Regions from separate parts of the Mus musculus genome. Here regions 2 and 3 are each linked to region 1. The links are chromatin loops, found by intact Hi-C in ENCODE. Cell type or tissue: heart. All regions are shown on one strand.

Region 1 (2,500 bases):
TTTATAATGCAGTAAGCATTTCTTCTTGGAGTGCTGAACAAAAGGGATATAATTGTTTCTTTAATCAACAAGAAGACACATTCATTAAAAAGACCCCAGAATATATTAAAGTGTTTTAAAATCTTCTCTATGATAACATAACAGTTCTAGGGGCTGGAGAGATGGTTCAGGCTGTGAGTGCTATACTGCTCTTGCAGAGGGCCCCAGTTAGGTTCTCAGTGTCTATGCTACAAGGTCACAACCAACTCTAGCTCTAGTTCTTGGTGGACACTTCACCTCTGGCTTCTGACAGCTCCTGGACTCATGTATACGTGTCTATACAGAGACATACTTACAAATGTAATATCAAATTAATAAAAATAAATATTAAGGAACAGGGTTTAATGTCACTCAGGTGCTACCTTCTTGTCACTCTGGGAATTGGAGATGAGCAGAGTCTTTATTGTTTAAGGTTGTCCTTTGCTCCCTAGGACACACAGCAGCATCGCCGAGAGTGTGAGTACTGGCACTAGCTGTTGGGCTGGTGATTGGAAGGGACCAGCTGGGACTATATTCTCAAAGGTAGTGAAAAAATAGGGCTTTTTTGGAGATAATGGTAGATCATCACAAAGCCTAGGTATGCTTCAGATTCCTGCAGCTGCTGCGGCTCCTGCTGCTGATGCGGCTCCTCCTTTAAAAACTGTCATTGTCCTGCATTAACCTCCCAAATTGCTGGGATTGCCAGTATACTCCCACTCCTGTGTAAACAGCCTCCTAATGGAAGAAGGAGTTCGTCTTGCTGACCTGAACTTCTGGTAGAATGTGTTTCCAGATGCTTGTTGTAGCACTTAGAACTTTAGCTGTACCCACTGTGCATATACATTGTTGTTCCAACTGATCACCTCAGAGGCCTGGGGAGGGTGATTAATTGTGTTTCCTCAGTTATATATGTCACAGTTTAGGGAATATGTATGGATAGGTATAAAAGTCCAAAAGTAAAGGGGAAATGTTACCAGTACAGTTTGCAATAAGTTTTTGCTGTGCCTGGCCGAATAGAAGGATGCTACCACACCCTGCAAAACCTCCAAAGTTCTCTCTGTCAAAGACCCACTGGCTGAGCTACACACACACACTCAGAAAGATCACCATCTATTGGCAAATCCAGGGAGCTGCAAGTGCTTCACCTCCTATACGTTAGTAAAAGGCACAACCCTTCAACTTCCTTTCTACTTGGTGCTAAAGTTCATTTAGGGCATAAGATTTCCAGGGCCCTTTACAGCTGTGAAGTAAAAATAGTTTTTACTGTCTTTAATGGTTTGGTGGAGGGGTGGGGGGAGGCAAATGAATTTTGTAGCAAAATACCTAGACAAAATTCAAATTTCTGTTACTCTAAATATAACTATCAGAAAGCAAGCACACTCACTTGCTCACGTCTTTCCTACAGATGTATTTGTAGCATGGTGGCTATGTCCCTTAGAAAACTTGGAACCAGCGGGGCCAAAAGTGCTTACTGATGACCTTTTACAGAAAATGCTTGCCAGCCCCTGCTGAGTCTAATAATAGGATGGTCAGAGTGCTTGGCAATATTAAACAGGCCAGGAAGAGCTCGTACACTCCTAGGCTCATCCATTTGTGCCATAAGCAATGTGAGAGACCAACGAGAACGTTTAGAGACTGAATTAAGGGGGTGCTAAATAAACAAGGGGAATGGCATTGAAAATAAAGGTGAAGGGCTACCCAGATGGCTCAAAGGTTAAGAGCTCTGTACTGCTTTTGCAAAGGACCTGAGTCAGGTTCCCAAAACCCACATCAGACCACTTATAACCAGACATGTCTCCAGGGGATCTGATGCATCTGACCTCCTAGGACACACACACATGGGCACATACCGTCTCCACACAGAAACACACTACACGCAGGGCGTGGTGGCTGGCACACACCTTTAATCCCAGCACTTGGGAGGCAGAGGCAGGCGGATTTCTGAGTTCGAGGCCAGCCTGATCTACAAAATGAGTTCCAGGACAGCCAGGGCTACAGAGAAACCCTGTCTCGAAAAGCCAAAAAAAGAAACACACTACACACACACACACACACACACACACGATTATGAGCAGATCTTTAGGAACACCACGTTTCTATTTCTTTGTAAGTTTTTATGTAATACAGAATATTTTAAAAATAAAATTAATAAATATTTTTAAAGGGTAGAGGGAAGAGAGAAAGTCACTCACATAATAGCCCATTATATGTTGTCTAATTACAGCACAGACCAAAACCTCAGGTTCTCTCTTGTCCCTGTGTTATTAATAAGCGTGGAATCATTAATGGACTGCTTGTCTCTGTGTGAAGCCTTTTACGGACGGAGTTTATTAGGCAGTCGGGGAGTGGCAATGCTTGGCAACGGAAGCAAGTGCAGCCTGTTGACTTACACAGTAGTGTAGTATTAACCGGAAGCAGGGCCTTTAACATGGTCCAGTGGGTGAAGGGGCTTCTAATTCCAGCACTTGGGAGTCTGAGGTAG
Region 2 (2,500 bases), 100 kb before region 1:
GCTGACGGCGAGGACACCAGTATGATGGTCTGGAATGGCCAGTGTGACCATGGCTGTGAGATGTTTTGGCAGAAGTCAGCAAAGAAAGCAAAAGAGGCTGACAAAGGAAAGACTTCAGGTGAAAACAAGAGGGGCCCAAGTATGGAAGGCCTGCCCAAAGCTGATGTCTTTTTAACCAGTTACAGCCAAGGCAGGCCTGTGAGGAAAGGAAGCCTCCTGCTTAAGAAATCTTGATTCTGAATGTGGCTAATTCAATGCAAGGTGTTGAAAGATCCTCGCAGAATGTAAAAGGACACAGAAGCCCTGAAATTGGCAAGATAGACGTCAGTGTTAGCAGAACTAGCTTCACTGATTTAGAAAAATAGAGGTGCACAATGCTCTGGCCACTCCTTGAACCTGTGTGTCTGCCAATGTTCTGACCAGGTGTGTGCCCATTGCTGCACCTTCATTAGACTCTTTCCTTGTACCCCTCCCATACCCATTTCTTGAGAATAGACATTGTTTAGATCTGGAAATCCCCTAATCTCCCCCTTCTCCTTTCCCCCCTGAGGGCCTATAAAAACTGGGAACTCTTTTCTCTCGAGGTCGACTCCTCTGCCCCTGCGTGGGATATGAGTCGTCCCCAGAGCTCTGGCTTTCCCCGAATAAAGCCTCATGTGGTTTGCAACAAGCTCGGTCTGTCGTGAGTTCTTGGGTGTCCGCTATTGTCCTGAGGCCTGAGCGAGGGGCTCCTCTCGGAGTCTTTCAGTGTTAGTTTTGATCTTGTTCTGGTTATGTCAAGACGAAAAAGACAAAGTGGAGTCACTGACCAGACGTATTAGTGTTCCTCTTGCTTTAGAAATCAGTAAGGTTGCTGGACTTACAGGTAATGAATGGGAGATTAAAATAGCAGAAGAGACTTGGAGGTGTAGTTCAGTGGGTAGAGTTCTTGTCTAGTGTACATGGAACCCGGCATATCATAGACTGGGTGTGCTGGGGCACACCTGTAATGCACACTCTGGAGGTGGAGAACTAGAAGCTCAAGATCATTCTTGGCTATGCAGAAGAGTTTGAAGAAGGTTGGGGCACATGGGACCCTGACTGACTGCCTTAGCTCTTAGCACAAGCACATCCTACCAAACGTAGTGTCACGTGTAGTGTGCTCTTTTCTGTAGCTTGATACTGACATCTGGAATGTACCTTCTTGTTTTGTGTTCTGAAATAAATGGAAGTGGTTACATTTACTGACACTAGATGGCATCACATAGCCAATTATGCTGGCAACAGGTGTTTCATGGCCAGCCTGGGAACTGGTTTTGGTGAGTCAATTGGAGATGATGAAATTCGTGTAGAACTGTGTAGTCGTTCTCAAAATAGTGCCTGAGATAAACCCAGCAGAGAAGAAACAGAAAAAAACTTCAAAGTGTACTAGAAATTTTATTGGCTATGACATCCCAAAACGCTTGAATTATTTAAAACTGAACACAACATTGTAGTAGATAAAGATTAAGTTTCTTGTCACCAGAATACCATCTCTGTCTCTGCAAAGTGACCAGACAGCCGTCTGTCTGCACACAGAGACTGAGACAGTATCACTCTGGAGTCCAACCCAACCTGGTCTGACCTTAGACTCTATAGTGCTGAACTTACAGTTAAATGCCAGCACGAACCCTGTGTGTGTGTGTGTGTGTGTGTGTGTGTGTGTGTGTACACATGTGTGTGGTATGTGTGTGTGTGTGTAGTGTGCGTGTGTGTGTGTGTCTGTGTGTGTGTCATAAAATGTGTGTGGGAGCCAAAGGAGGACTCATGGAAATCAGGTATTTTCTCCACCAGTGGATCCTGGGATCCCACTCAGGTTGTCAAGCTGGGCAGCAAATGCCTGTACCCAGTGAACCACCTCGCCAATCCTGAAAGCCACTGAATTCCAGTCTTTCTTGGGGACTTTCTTTGCTTTGTAGTTCAATGAGTGAAGATTTGCTACTAAAGAGTGATCCATTGTTGCCCCCCAAAAATGAAGTACAAAAAAATTACAAAGATGCTGTTTAAAAGCATTCGATTGTTCCTGGGGCTGGAGAGAGACAATGGCTCAGTGGGAAAAGTGCTTGCTCTGCCAGCAGGAAAGCCCTGAGTTCAGATCCCCAGCACAGCATAAAAGCTGAGTGTAGTGGCTTATTTCTGTAACCTTAGTGCTGGACAGGCAGACAAGGAAAGTCCAGGAGTGCACAGCCAGCCAGTCTGGCCAAAAGTGGGAGCTCCAGATTTACTGAGAGATCCTGTCTCAAAAGAAGTAAATGGAGAGTGGTGAGAAGCACACTTGTCACCAGCTCTGGTCTCCATATGTGCACACTTACGCACGCGCACACACACACACACACACACACACTGCAGATGTAGGCATGCACACATCTGTGTAAACACAAACGTAATAACTAATGTTGAATTGCAAATATATTTCAGTGGAATAGGAAGCAATAGGGAAATTAGGAAGCTGCATAATTAATTCCCAGGAAGAGGTGACAGG
Region 3 (2,500 bases), 120 kb before region 1:
AGAACATCTCGAGGTAACTCCTGCAAACCCCGTTCATCTCCTGTACAAGCTAGGAAACCCCACCTGCCCTCCTTCTCCCAAACCCTCCCACAGAGAAAAAAACCACCACACTGAAATGTCATCACCCTTCGTCTCTGCATTTCCAGCAACCAGCTCAGGGGCTCAATTTTTGACTCTGTGTGAGTACACTCCCAGTTCCTGTTCACCCCAAGTTCCCTTATCCCCTCAATAGGACTGATCCCAGCACTCAGTAGTCAAAGGCTTAACTATCAGAGCCCAAGTGGCCCTGAGCACTTTCTCCAGTCTCACTTAGTAGAAACACTTCGCCCTCACCTGCTGTGATGATGGAGAATACCTTGACTTTCCTCCTTTTTAGAATAAGCCACTCCGTTTCTATTTGAGACAAGGTGACCCTCACTGAAGCTGGCCTTCACCCATTATGTAGACCTTGGACTCTGATTCTCCCACTTTCGCCTCCTGAGTTCTGGGATTAAAAGTGTTTGCCATTACACCTGGGTTATGCAGTGCTGTGGGTTGAACCCAGGGCCTCGTGCATACTAAGCAATTACTCTGTCTAATGAAGTATGTACCCAGACTGCCGCCTGTCTTTCCTAGGAGACATCAGATGTTCCTCTGCCTTAGCATACCCTCAAAGTCCTTACTTTGTCACCCTATGTCATGTGACACTAGAGACATGAACAGTTGTTTTGTTATTGTTGTTTTGTTTTTAGTTTTTAATTACATTTATTTATTTGTGTGTTTGTGTAAAAGCCTGCACACATGTACAACTCAGAGCACAACACTTAGAAGTGTTGGTGAAAGTCTCTCCTTCCACCAAGTTGGTTCCAGGGGTCAAACTCAGGTCATTAGGCGCTACCCACTGAGTCATCCCTCCAAGCCCTAACTACCTCGTTCCAGCTCATTGGAGTATGAGAAACAGGATAGAACAGGGAAAATGAGAAAATTACAAGTGGGACAAATAATCACACTGATCCCTGACTGGGGCTGTCTAGAGCTGCACTCTTCTCTCTCATGTGGTACTGACCGGCAGCCTGCAATACACCTTCTCTGCTGGCAAGAATGGAGGTGGCTACATTAACTGCCACCAGATGGCAGTACAAGGTCAAAGGTGCGTGGGACGGGTGTTCCTTGGCCAGCTCCAGTTTGGGGTTTTAGGTGGGGGAGTGCGGGGGATTGAGTGGGATCCTTTGGAGAATGGTGATGGGATTTTGTACATTAAAAAGAATTTTAATCTTCCATAGGGACTTAAAAATCAGAGAAGTTCTAATACTTTCCAAGAAGCAGGAGAATTAGCAGCAATGGACAACTTTTCCCTAAGAGCTCTCTTTCCTGTCTAGTCTCCTCTCTCCTAGCCAGGTCCCAGGCTTGCACTCATCAGTAATAATGCACTTCATGTTTTTCTTGCTCCCCAAATGTAGCATCTTTTATCACTTTTCCCTATTCCTCCACTGTTTGTTGCTAAGCAGCAATTGTGAATAAGCAACAGCCTATAAATTGTGATTAACATTCTTGTTCTCACCGGGTCGGTTGACCTTCCATATTTGACTAATGTAACAAGCAGAGCTCAGGGTCTCCTCTCCAGGGCTATCTATTCCTTGTATCTCCTTCTGATGAGACTAATGGGCTCATTTCTTATTAATCAGACCATTTCCCTTCACTTCATCCTCAGAGAAACCCTGTATGATAGAAACCTAGCAGGATTATCCAGAGTGAGCAACAGCTGGAGAACATAAGATGCCTATAGAGGCCTGCAAAACAAAAGGAGTGTGTGTGTGTGTGTGTGTGTGTGTGTGTGTGTGTGCGCGCACACACACACATGAGGAGAGGGGAGTTGTAACTAAGATACACTATATACACATATAAAATACTCAATAAAATACTTGCAAACCAAATACAAGAACACATCAAAAAGATCATCCACCATGATCAAATAGGCTTTATTTCAGAGATGCAGAGATTGTCCAATATATGAAAAAGAGAAAATGTAGTTCACCATATAAAATAACTGGGGAAAAAAAACCAAGATAATCTCATTAGATACAGAAAGGGTCTTTTAAAACATCCAACACTTTTTTTTAATAATAAAAAGTCTTGGAGAAATTAGGGACACAAAAGGCATACCTAAACATAATAAAGGCAATTTCAACCAAGCCTATAGCCAACATCAAATTAAATGGAGAGAAACTCAAAGTGATTCCACTAAAATCAGGGGCAAGACAAGCCTGTCCACTCTATATATATCTATTCAAGATAGTATTTGGAGTCCTAGCTCGAGCAATTGGACGACTATAGGAGACCAAGTGGATACAAATTGGAAAGGAAGTCAAAGTGTCGCTATTTGCATTCGGTCCCAGGCCCCCTGATTGTCTGCATACAGATAGTCTTAGGATGCAGATGAGCTGGGGAGTGGGTCAGATCAGTGCCTAGTCAGAGAGGTTATTTCTGGCAACCGATGGGAGTGGATGCAGAGACCCGCAGC

What was found. Peaks named below come from ENCODE experiments on the same cell type or tissue, not always from the same donor. Only the 100,000 strongest peaks of a DNase experiment are listed, where the experiment ranks them.
Region 2: it touches region 1 in a loop (2.3-fold over the local background); 12 of 42 quality-filtered maps call a loop at or near these places.
Region 3: a loop joins it to region 1, with 2.1 times the contacts of the local background. A loop is called at or near these places in 2 of 42 quality-filtered maps.

The regions. Positions count from the first base shown.
Region 1 is chr6:71,267,993-71,270,492 of GRCm38, forward strand. No RefSeq gene overlaps it. Among named protein-coding and RNA genes, the nearest start is that of Mir8112, 2.4 kb to the right of the region's middle. In heart, a CTCF peak has its summit at 1,139; DNase peaks (open chromatin) are centred at 1,549 and 2,389; H3K4me3 peaks cover 247 bases; H3K27ac peaks cover 1,884 bases.
Region 2 is chr6:71,165,716-71,168,215 of GRCm38, forward strand. No RefSeq gene overlaps it. Among named protein-coding and RNA genes, the nearest start is that of Gm38827, 13 kb to the left of the region's middle. In heart, a CTCF peak has its summit at 1,233 (motif pointing right); no DNase peak of the experiment used is centred here.
Region 3 is chr6:71,148,658-71,151,157 of GRCm38, forward strand. Gm30391 (a long non-coding RNA gene) reads left to right here. Exons shown (of 3, transcript XR_377755.1): 1 at 1-13. Among named protein-coding and RNA genes, the nearest start is that of Gm30391, 1.3 kb to the left of the region's middle. In heart, a CTCF peak has its summit at 1,105 (motif pointing right); no DNase peak of the experiment used is centred here.